Regions from separate parts of the Homo sapiens genome. Here region 2 is linked to region 1. The links are chromatin contacts, found by Hi-C in ENCODE. All regions are on one chromosome and are shown on one strand. The core of a region is the stretch at or near the end of the contact, and the rest is flanking DNA. Distances in the headings are between cores, read along the strand shown.

What was found. A loop is a pair of places that touch in the nucleus more often than their neighbours do. Pooled maps may share reads with other maps.
Region 2: a loop to region 1 is called in a map of CD8-positive, alpha-beta T cell, with 14 times the contacts of the local background. The contact joins two enhancer-like sites. A Hi-C loop is called at or near these places in 10 of 168 maps with a recorded cell type or tissue (B cell, CD4-positive, alpha-beta memory T cell, CD8-positive, alpha-beta T cell and 5 more), 4 of 37 single-sample maps with no recorded cell type and 14 of 50 pooled maps.

Annotation. Positions count from the first base shown.
Region 1 is chr21:15,679,068-15,685,288 of GRCh38, reverse strand. No RefSeq gene overlaps it. Among named protein-coding and RNA genes, the nearest start is that of USP25, 48 kb to the left of the region's middle. Within about 2 kb of position 2,893, at least 6 of the 41 ENCODE cell types and tissues checked have a DNase peak (open chromatin) inside an H3K27ac peak, as active enhancers do.
Region 2 is chr21:15,824,152-15,830,188 of GRCh38, reverse strand. USP25 (ubiquitin specific peptidase 25) reads right to left here. Exons shown (of 26, transcript NM_001283041.3): 11 at 6,023-6,037; 12 at 5,128-5,223; 13 at 3,824-3,985; 14 at 2,986-3,212. Among named protein-coding and RNA genes, the nearest start is that of USP25, 97 kb to the right of the region's middle. Within about 2 kb of position 3,055, at least 4 of the 41 ENCODE cell types and tissues checked have a DNase peak (open chromatin) inside an H3K27ac peak, as active enhancers do.

The DNA of each region.
Region 1 (6,221 bases), core at 1,644-4,143:
AGCCTAAGCTCTGGAACTTTCTTTTGGCAAATTAAAAAAAGTTTAACAAACTTTCTTTAAAAAACAGTCATTTGTCCCTAAGATTAATGAAAAATAGTTCTCTCATGCCAAATCCTCTTGCTGCATTTATGACAACATTTTTCATTTCCATCATAAATACACTGTTCAATGAATGAGTCTAGAAATAACCTTCTTCTTCCAGGAAGACACTACATGTATGTTGGTGTTTACCACACTGTGTATTTTAAATAAGAACGTATAAATATGCACCCATCGAAGGGATGGGAGAAGACATGTTTGAGAAATAGAAAATTTTTAAAAATGTTGATTTACCAAACTCTTCCAATTTGACTCTTACAACTCAGTATTAAATAGCTGCATACTTCAAAACACAAAGATATTATGTTTAATGAAATTGAACAAAAATGACATTAAACTAAACCTTTTCAATTATTCAAATAGAGATTCCTATATAAATAGGATCAAGTTCCTGTTCTAAATAAATAGAATAAAGTTGTAGGGCAATTCCTCTCAAGCTTTAACGTGCAAACAAATCACCTACAGATCTTTTAGAAATGCAGATTCTAATTCAGTTAGTTTGGTTGGGAACTGAGATTTCAACTTTCTAATAAGCTCCTAGTTGCTGCTGATGCTACTGGTACCTGGACCGTATTTCAAGTAGCAAAATCATAGAAGACCTTGAGGGTCGTAGTAGAATCTAACACTTGAATTCTATACATCAATAAAATAAGTGTATTAAAATACATGCTCACAAAGTCTCAGTTTATATAGCAAAGAGAAAATTATTTAAAATTATTATTTGAAATTGAAAAGACTTTTGTGGCAAGATCCTAAGATTGTACATTTCACTTGCAATTGGTGATGGCATAATTAAACAATTCTATTCCAATAACTCTGTAATCATGGCAAACTCTGTGTTGCCCTAAGTGTGTACATCAAGCATATATTTCAAAATAGGTTTCCACCAGCTTATTCATCTGTGTACCAGGATGAGGTAGGATCAAGAAGTCAGATGTCATTAGCTCACTCCCTTTCCCATCACTGACATACCTGAGGGAGGTTCCAAGTCTCTAATAAAACTTTGCATTTGGCTAGGTTTCACATTCAGCACATTGCAGGAGCAACAGTACAGCAAATTTGATCCTATTACCTAGACTTAAAATATACCAATGGCCCTTAACTGCCTACAATACTTACTGTCCCCATGATCTCTCTCCTGCCCACTTCTCCAGTCTCATCTGTGCCAGTCTCTGTCCTTCTTTTCTTCATCTCCATTCAGCCACACTGCTGGTCTGTCAGTTCTTTCAACATCCATTCTTCCTCCCACCTCAGGTCTGTGTTCATGCTCTTTTCTCCCCATAACTACAACTCTCTTCAAACTTCTCACTTTATTTAATTCTTAATCATTTTTCCGATCTCGACTAAAAAGTCACCTTCTCATCAAAGCCTTTTTTGACCCCTCAGACTAAATCATATATTATTGCCATATACTCCCATAGCTTCTTTAAATGTGCTTATCACAATTCATAATTATTAATATATGCTTGGCTGATTGGCTGATCATATTTGTGACTCTAGATGACCGTATGTTCCCTGAAAACAGGATCTGTGTTGGTTTTTCTACCGTTGTATCCATATTGCCTAGCACAGAAAAAACTTAATAAATATTGATGAAAAATGAATGTAAAATTTGCTTTTAAATGAGCTAACTTAGACAGCTAACATTAGAATCAGGAACTTATTTTCTCATAGAAAAATGCCTGGCTTGGAAATAAAGTTTTAGAGCCAACCTTTCTCATTTATTGATGACTGATAATAGTAGGTTGATCAATTTTCACCTATATTATTTGTTCATCTTATATCCATCACCATGTACTATGCCAGGTGCTGAGGGTATAGATTTAGAGCTAGGTAGGAAGCTGAACCTTAAGAAGCTGAATCTAGTGAAGGGCTCCTGTTGACTGTCCAATGCTCAAGTGCCCAGAGAGGTGTTTGTGCACAGTTTTCATTTGTGTCTGATCCTATGATTACAATGGAGAATATGCAATCAGCACATGGTTAGAATCTGACTCATGTTATTTCCAGGAAGCAGACTCTGCCTGCTCAATGTTTTAAACAATAGAATAATAAATATTATTTCACTGCAATGAAGCAAGACATAACCGTTTGCCACTTCCTTCTTTCAATTAAGTGTTGTTTGCAAATCCAACAATGATCAGAATCTGTGTCATGTAAATGCTTAAAGGAAAATAATATCTACACACTTTATAACACTAGGACAATAACGTTTCAATTACAGCAGAAAAATGATACCAGTTTTGAAGATTCATTTTATAAAACAAATATTTATTGAGTTCCCCCTTTATACTAGACATCCTCCTAGGAACAAATATCCTTATACTCGCTGAGTTTTTATTTTCATTAGGAAGAAAAAAGACACATAAACTAACAAGGTAATGACAGATAGTGGTAAATATTATGAAGACAATGCAAAGGTGTGTTGAGAAACTTACAGAGAAGGCAGATCTGGAACGGAGACCTTTGGGTTGAGAGCTGCATGATGGGAAGGAGCACGCCTGGAAAAGAGATGGTAGAAGAGCAGAGGAGACCAGGAATGCAGAGGACCCAAGGCAGAATCCACATTGGTGTATCTATCAGAAAAACAGAAAGAGGGCCAGATGGGCCAAAGCAGCAGAGGGAGGTTGTGGTCGGATCATGTACATTTCAATTTTAGGTGCAATTGTAAGTCACAGGAAGGTTTTGAACAGGAATGTAATGTTACTCTGCTACTATGTAAAAATGAATTCTAATTGAGCAAGAGAAGATGTAGGGAGATCATTCAGGATATTGCGTAAGTCCAGGGAGGAAGTGGTAGTAGCTTGAATCAGAGCAGTAGCCGTGGAAGGGGAGCAAAGTTCTTGGTTTCAAAATGCAACTCCACACATTAAATACTGCACATAAATTCTAGTTAGGCAGTCATCTTACACAGGAAGCTGCTCCATCAGGCAACTGCCATTGTCTTTAGGTCATTTTATGAAAGAATATTATGGTTATAGCTAAAGTAATACTTTTATTTCAAATATAGGTTCAGTTAACGGACAGCAGTTTGGATTCAGCCGTGTTTCCTATATTTGCCTTTCCTCACAAATAGGCCAAGACATTAAAAAGGAATCAGAATGATTCTATCATAACTTTCTGAAAACACGGCTGAAACACAAACACTGTTGTTAATGAAGAAATATAATGCTGCCTCATCACGACACTCATTTTAGTGAAACAAGTGGCGACTTCATATACTGATAAAATTGTGATCTAATCAGAGAATGAAAAAGTAACTGGAAACGATTTAATATCCTAAATATTCTAAGTTTGGAATGTATTCTCCAAGAATATGTACTATCAAACAGTACTTAGATTGCAGAATAACTTTCTAGTTATCATTTCACTCTGTTATCTAATCAGTTGTCCAAAATGTTTGTCAACAACCACATATATATATAATATATATATTTACATTAGAGAACCTAATTCTTTAGTGTACAAAAATCACATGGATAATATGGTTAACTCCTTCATTCCAGGCTTTGATTGGAGACTGTTTTGCCTTGATGGCCACAGACCTTAAGGTTGTTAGTAACCACAGTAAAACATAACAATACTTTGTTGATTTATTAAATTAGAATTTATGTGCTAGATAGAATTTTATATTGCCATAGTACTAAGTGGGATGGAATTTGTAAAACTATTAAAGAAACTTACCAGTACCTTCAATAGCAGTAAATGATTTTTTAAAAATTGTAATCTCTCAATTATATTTTCCACTGAAGTACAATTCTTCATGAAATAACTATTTTTATACATAAGAAATTGCATTCATATTCAAAACCACGACCACACAGTTTTGAACAGTATGGCCAGTTCGTCTTCAAGAATATCTTTTGTCAAAATTTCTGCTTTTTATTTTTAAATAACAAATCTACATTTCTGAAAATATACTTTCTTTATCCATTGCTGTTTTTGATTTCTAAAAGTGTAACTCACAGACACAGAATGTTTTAATTAGCAATATCGGACTAATAATTTTTCTGGTTTGCATTTACCACATTTGAACCAGGAATAAAAATGGAAACTAATATTTTTAATTACTAAATTGCATGAATTACTGTGAAGAATGAATTGTTATTTCTCTCCAGTTATTATCTGAGTTTTGTTATGCATAAAAACAAGCAGAGTTTTCAGTGAAGCCTAGTCAGAAGGTAGAATAATAAGGGATCCTCTTTTTCTGGTTACTTAGATCACTAAAAATATTCCTAAGTATATCCATATAATAATTATCTCCTGGATTCAAGACAAGCCTGGGCAACATGGCGAAACATCATCTCTACAAAAATTAAAAGGTTAGCTGGGCATGGTAGCACACATCTGTAGTCCCAGCTATTTGGGAGTCTGAGGCAGAAGAATCACCTGAGCCCGGGGTTGTCGAGGCTCATATGAACTGTGACCATGCTGCTGCACTCTAGCCTGGGCAACAGAGTGAAAGCCTGCCTCAAAAAACAAAACAAAACAAAAAAAACTACCTCCCGAAGGAGTCTTATTCTCTTTCTACGTTAAAACTCAACATACGCAATGATAATTTTAATTAAAAATGGTTAATAGTATTACAAAATAGTTCATCAACAGTAAGAATCTTAGTATTCATGTGAGTAATGTACTCATTTATATTGTTGAATACTTAAATATAAGCACTCATGGCTCTGGACTATTAGCCTAGTCTCCTAATTCTGAACACTTTTAAATTAATCCCATGCTGTTTTGTGATGTACAGCACTTTGAAATCTATAAATCATAGGTTTCATAGTAATCATAGTATCTATTGGAAATTGAATTGTGGGAAAGAGAGCTCCTAAATTCCTTAGAGAATTAAATGGTGGGGTTTGTGTTGAACTAAGTATCTAAGAAACAGACCTATAGCCAAAATATTTGAAAAAAAATTTCCACTTCCAAAAAAATGTAAATTACCAATACGATGAGAAACACATTGTAAACATTGCTCTTTTGGGTCATAATTTTGAGTTTAGTGAAAAGTTACAAGAATCATGTGAATAACTCTTGTATATTCTTGACCTCGATTGACCAATGTATACATTTTGTCTCACTTACTTTATTATCCTGTCTGTTTATCAATCTATTTATGAACTTTTTGGAACCATCAGAGAGGGCTGCAGAAATCTTGCTGCTTGACCTGTAAATACCAGTGTGTATTTCCTAAGAAAAAGTATATACTCTTAAATAACCAGACTATAATTATTCAGGTAAGAAAAATCAATATAGATATACTATTATCTAACACATGTTATTTTTACAAAATTTCGTCAATTGTCCTAACAATGAATTGTGTACTTTAAAGCCTTCTCCTCCAGCTTCTGGCGCCCCCTCACTGTCAAATATCCAATCCAGGACCATGTGTTGCTTTTTTTTTTTTTTTTTTGAGATGGAGCCTTTCTCTGTCACCCAGGCTAGTGCGGTGGTGTGATATCGGCTCACTGCAACCTCCGCCTCCCGGGTTTAAGCAATTCTCCTGCCTCAGCCTCACGAGTAGCTGGGATTACAGGCGCCCACCACCATACCTGGCTAATTTTTGTATTTTTAGTAGAGACAGGATTTCACCATTTTGGCCAGGCTGGTCTTGAACTCCTGACCTCATGATGTGCCCCCGCCTCAGCTTTCCAGAGTGCTGAGATTACAGGCGTGAGCCACCGTGCCAGTTCCCTCGTTTAGTATTGAACACTTTCTCAGTCTTGTTCGTCTTTCATAACCCTGACATTTTATAAGAGTATAGTCCAATTATTTTACAGAATATTCTTCAGTTGGGTCTGTCATAGGTTCCCTTATACTTAGAAAATATTGGGCTTTTTTGATAGGAAAACCTCAGAATCATGTGAGGATTTGTCCCACTAACTTTGATGTTAACTTTGATCAAATGAATAGCTTGATGTCTATAAAGCTAGTATTTCTCCCTTTATGATTAATACATTTATAGTGAATTATTTTGAGGTTACATAAATATCTCTGTGATGATTAATTTACATGTCAGCTTGGCTAGGCTATGGTGCTTAGTTGTTTGGTCAAATATAAATCTAGATGTTGCTGTGAACATACTTTGTAGGTGTGAGTATTGTTTCCAATCAGTTCACTTTAAA
Region 2 (6,037 bases), core at 1,806-4,305, 140 kb before region 1:
AACAAAGTAAAACATGTTCACCACATATCTTGTACACACACATAACTGAATAAAAATCGACTATAATCACCAGTGAAAATAAAATTATGGCACTCCCATGACAATTATTTCTACTTCTAGTAGAAAATAATCCTACAAAATTGTTCAGATAGGGATGTTCACAGTCATATTGTCCACAATAATTTTTAAAAAAGAGATAACCTAAATATCTGTCAATAAGGAAACGGTTAGATTGTAACCACATCATATTGTGAAGCTGCTGAACCAATCAGGAAGAAACCTTGAAAAACTATAAAAGAAACTGGCTAACTTTAGAGTGGGGAAAGACCTGTCTTAAGCCTGTCAGAAAACTAGTAACCTTATAGGAAAAGATAAGATCCTCCCTGCCCAACACTTTAAAAAATCTACATTATAAAAAGAAAACAAAACCAACATAAAATCAAATGAAAAACTGGGAAAATAATATCTGCAGCATATGTGATATTATAGGTAAAGTGTTAATATCCACAATACATTAAACTTTCTATTAAGTAATAAGAAAAATACAAATAGCTCAATACTTAAAAAATGGGCAAATGTCACAAACAAGAAATTTACAGAACAATATAAATATCCAACTTCACTCGAAGCTAAGGGAATGCAAATCAAAACACTAAAATACCAGTTTTTCAATTGTGAAAAACTACTAAAAAGTGTCCAGGGCTAGGGAGGATACTGGGAGACAGGCTCTCTCACACAGTGGGAATGCAAACTGGTTTAATGTTTTGGAGTGACAATTTTAAAACAGTCGTCAAAATTTAAAATATACACACTCTGAACCAGAAATGGTGGACATAAGGAAACAACAGATATTGGGGCCTACATTAGGGTGGAGGGTGGGAGCAGGGTGAGGATGGAAAAACCACCTATCAGGTACTGTGCTTATTACCTGCATGATGAAATAATCTTACACCAAACCCCCAAGACATGTAATTTACCTTTATAGCAAACCTGCACATGTACCCCTGAACATAAAAAAGAACATATCCTACTTACAGAAGTGTATAAATATGTATATCGAAGACCAGCACTATTTAGGAAATATCAATATGGGAATTAAATGAATTACATCATACCCGTGTGTTGGAATATTACACAATAGTTTACAAAATAATGCTAACTGCTAACATCAATATGGATGAAAGAAAGAAAAAAAATATCCTGAGGAAAACCTTCTTTCCTGATCCATAGTATTACATATAAAAATCTTAACAGCCAGGCATGGTGGCTCACGCCTGTAATCCCAGCACTTTGGGAGGCTGAGGTGGGCGGATAACAAGGTCAAGAGATTGAGACCACCCTGGCCAACATGGTGAAACCCCATCTCTACTAAAAATACAAAAATTAGTTGGGTGTGGTGGCACACAACTGTAATCCCAGCTACTTGGGAGGCTGAGGCAGGAGAATCGCTTGAACCTGGGAGGCAGAGGCTGGAGTGAGCCCGAGTTCATGCCACTGCACTCCAGCCTGGTGACAGAGCGAGACTCCGTCTCAAAAAAGCTCTTCAAACTTAAAATGGCCAAAAGAGAACTCATCATATTTCTCTTTCCTCCCCTGAGTGGGAACCTCTTTGCCCACTGCTTTACCTTTTTTCCAAAATACATTCTATTTGGTTATTCATACCATTATGAACTGAGAGAATCATTCGATTCGTCCCTCTCTCTTACCTCTAGCCAATGACCCACATCTGTCAGTTGTCTCCAAAGAGTATTTTAAGTACATTCACTTCTTCCCTCCCTCAATGCCACTACTTAGGTGTCAAAAGCTTCCTAGCTTCCACTCCTCTGAATGTAATCTTTTAAAAACAACCTGCCATGAGGAGTAGAAAATTACCCAACGCCTAATATAGTGCTTCATCAACACTATTTGCTTGATTAATGTTTGTTAATGAGTTCAAATATTTTTAAAAATTCCCTCTTATTTGAAAAATACTAAAGAAAATCTTGACAGCTACTAATGCTGTTAGTCACCATCATACCTTATGTACTTCTTACTAAATTAGGGCCATTCTTTTTCAAATATTGTCTATAAAGAGTTAAGTTGGTCATATAATATCCAACAATCAATATTGTTCAATATAATTCCAACCATGTCACATAGTTCATTTTTTTCAAAAATCAATAAATCAGCATAAAATTGGGGAATGATAATAGGGAATTATATTTTCACATTTAAGGAAAAAAATGTAATAAAATCTACCATAATCCATTTTTTTAAGTACACTTTAACAGCAGCAAAGTAGGAAAGAGAAAAGTTCAGAATAACTTATTCTGAAAAAAAAGAAAAAATAGAATAGAAAAGAATAAAAGAGAGTTCCTTCCAAGAAAGGACAGATGGCAACTTGACACACACACACACACACACACACACACACACACACACACGCACACGCACACAAGTGCACACACCCCACCCAGAGCACTGTCCTTATTTTTCTTATTTTGCTGCATGCCAGTAAAAACTCTGTTACAGACTAGTAATGGGATCATAGATACTCATAAATCTGTTAGAGCTATTAAAAATTAAAATTCACATTTCTAATTCTTAAGCCCAAAGAAAATTTTTTAATCACCGGAACTCCCTGTGCAAACTTAGATTTAGTACCTAATTGATATGTACAAACATTGATATTGTATGACATTTCTCCAATGGAGTAACTGTGAATACCAGTTTGATATAAATTTAGAGCAGCAAACTAGAAAATCAGGCCATCTGCTATGTCATTAATCAGCTAAGCAATCCAGGGAAAATCTTTTGGTCCCTGTGAACCTGATATTGAGATTATAAAAATGGGGAGCCAAACTAGTTTATCTTAAAACCCTTTCTGGAAAAGAAAAATGACTATAATATTTAAATATAAAATCCAGACGTGATTTCCCTTCTCAATATTAACATTACACATATCCATCTGAGGTGACAGTAACCATGCTATGAGACACTTCTTACCTCTGGTGTCATTTTCTATTTCTGTCCTCCAGCGATGTAAACAACTTTCCAGCACAGAAAGTTCTTCCTCCGTTATGTGCCTTGGTGCCGGATGCATGGGCAAATCTGGAGGTATCCGGGACTGAGTAAATGGTTTGTGTATTACTGATCTCGATGAAATGGCAGCAACTGATGAAGGTGATGTGCTTGGCAGTTCTGAAGATAGGGCTCCCTGTTGTTCTGTTGTGCTGTATCAAAGCATAGAGTATTTCTTATTAACCTTTCAAGCTGAAACTCTTGACAAAGATCGTGCCAAACCCACAGTATTAAATTGGCTTGTAATTCAAAAGAAAAAATCTTAAAGAAATATGTGGATTGATCTAACATCCAAATGAGATTTTTAATACATAAGAACTAAATTATTATAAGATGAAGTTGTAGCTTTAGAGTTAAAACAGCTTAATCATATTTATTTCTAAAAAACAAGAAAATCTTACGCATGGTGATATTATTTTCCCTGGCTTATCAGCTTACATTACAGAAACAAATTCTAATTTGATAGTACTATTTTTATGGATCATAAAATGCTGAATCTTATATATGTACATACCAAAACATGCTAAAGTATAATTCTGAACTGAAAAAAAATGTGATTAAAATTTTAATCCATAACCATAAAATCTACTGAAATAATAAAAAAACTCCCAGAGGACATACAGTCTTCTAAGTGAATCTACTCTTAGGAGTTCACTGAAGTAAATCAAAGCATACATTTTATAGAAACTGTCTTTAAAGGCAGCAGTTACATTATTGTGTAATAAAGGTAACAACTGTCTCTTGCATCAGGATTACTTTTTACCTTGGTAATGTCTGTGATGGTATGGAACCACTAGGTGGGGAACTAGCGTCAATATCGTCAACAGGAGAAGTGCAAACAGGTTTACTTGAGGCAAATTCCAATGCATACTGAAGAACATCTACCAAGGGGAATCGTTTGGGACCGGAACCATAGCTTAAATATCTGTTAATCATAAAATGTACAAATGCTTTTATTTCTATATACAGCATATTTGGGCCTTTATTATTATTATAAAACGTGATACGATACTTCAATAAAACTTCCTCAGCAATAAAATTCATTTGCTTTAAAACGAAGATGGTAAAACTGAATATACACTTAAGAAAAACATTAAAAGTTCCCCAAAGACAGGAAACCAAGGCCGATTGGGACTGAATGTGAGTATATACTGTTATAATCTGTAAATGCTGTTCTAAATTGTAACTCAATAGGAAGATGAAAACTGACATCTCCTGAGACTGTTTTTATTTTTAGATCTGGCATCTGGTCTCATGATCAAGACAGTGATGTGTACTATCCTCCTATCTTTTACCACTAATCATGTTTCAATATGATTATTCATACTTTTTAAGAATAAAAATCATTAAAATACAATATACTATTTGATGTAAGAAGTTTTAGACTACTAATTTGAAAATTCCTAAAATAGGGGAATGCAGAGCAGATTGGGGTTTGCAAACTGAAATGACTTGTGACATTTCAGCCTTTAGATTTCTGTCTGGCCTGTAGAACATTTCTCAGTCCAGATTCTGACGTCTTTTAGAAATGATCCAAATCAATAGACAACAGTGAGGCCATACTCATACATGGTACCATCCACTGGTATGGAATGGCATTCATTCCCTGTACACACAGATTGCTCTCTAGGCTCCCGGCACATACCATCTTACACCTGACACAATTTCCTCCTTTACGAAGCTGCTGAGAAGACTTGGTAGGCAGCTGAGTTTGTATCCTGTTTTAAGGAGAAAAACTCAGATACCATTCATTTTAATGAAAATCTCAAGAGTAATCTTTAGTTTCATGCAAAAAGGAAGGTCAAAACTATATTCATTTAACTTTGTATCTATTTTCAGCAGTAGGAACATTACCTGTTGACAATGAGATATTTAATTTTAAACACTAGAATAATTTTTTAAAGTCTACTATAGATTTTTAGTTTCAAGCAAAACTCAAAACTATTCACACAATATTAACTACTCCTAAAATTATAAATCACTCAAAGCAAATTTGAAATTAAAAATCTAGTCACCAAATACATGGTTTCTGATAATTATCTCCTAATTTCATAAAAGTTAAAATACCTTTCTAGCCTTTGTTGTAATACCGTGAGGTAATCTTTCAGTCTCTTGATCTCTTCCCTCTTAATTCTTGTTATTTCTCTGTTTCTGTGCATGTATCTATCAGAAAAAGGTAATCATTAGCATTTCCGAATATCATGAAAGTAGATGCAATATGGCCAGATGCCAGCGTACCCGGCCTACCACTCTGGGACGCCAAGGCGGGAGGATCACCTGAGGTCAGGAGTTCAAGACCAGCCTGGCCAACATGGTGAAATCTCGTCTCTACTAAAATACAAAAATTAGCCAGCCACGATGGTGGGTGTCTGTAATCCCAGCTACTCGGGAAGCTGAGACAGGAGAATCATTTGAACCCAGGAGATGGTGTTTGCAGTGAGCCAAGATCGCACCACTGCACTCCAGCCTGGGCGACAGAGCAAGACTCTGTCTCAAAACAAAAAAGAAGGAAAGACAGAAAGATAGACAGAAAGACAGACAGAAAAAAACAAAAGAAAGAAAGACAGGAAAACAGGAAGACAGAAAGACAGGAAGACAGAGAGACAGAAAGAAAGACAGAAAGATAGATAGATACAATATTAAGTACAGACATCACCACAAAGCATCAATTCATTCAAAATTGTATAAGATGTAAGGTAGATAATACAAAATGGTATTTTTTAAAATTCTGAATTTTAAGATTACAAAATTCATCTTTTTTAAATTTCCTTATAACATTATTCCCAAAAACTATACTTTTCTAATACAAAGTAAATTTCATCTACCTTGACAAATGGTATTAGGTATATTATGCAAAAGTAGAAATTAATTCTAAGAAAATTATGCAGAATTTTCCTCTAAACAATATTTTCTCCCTTACTAAACTGTTTCAAACTAAGTCATGCAGTATATCAAACCATACCTGTCCAAATATAAA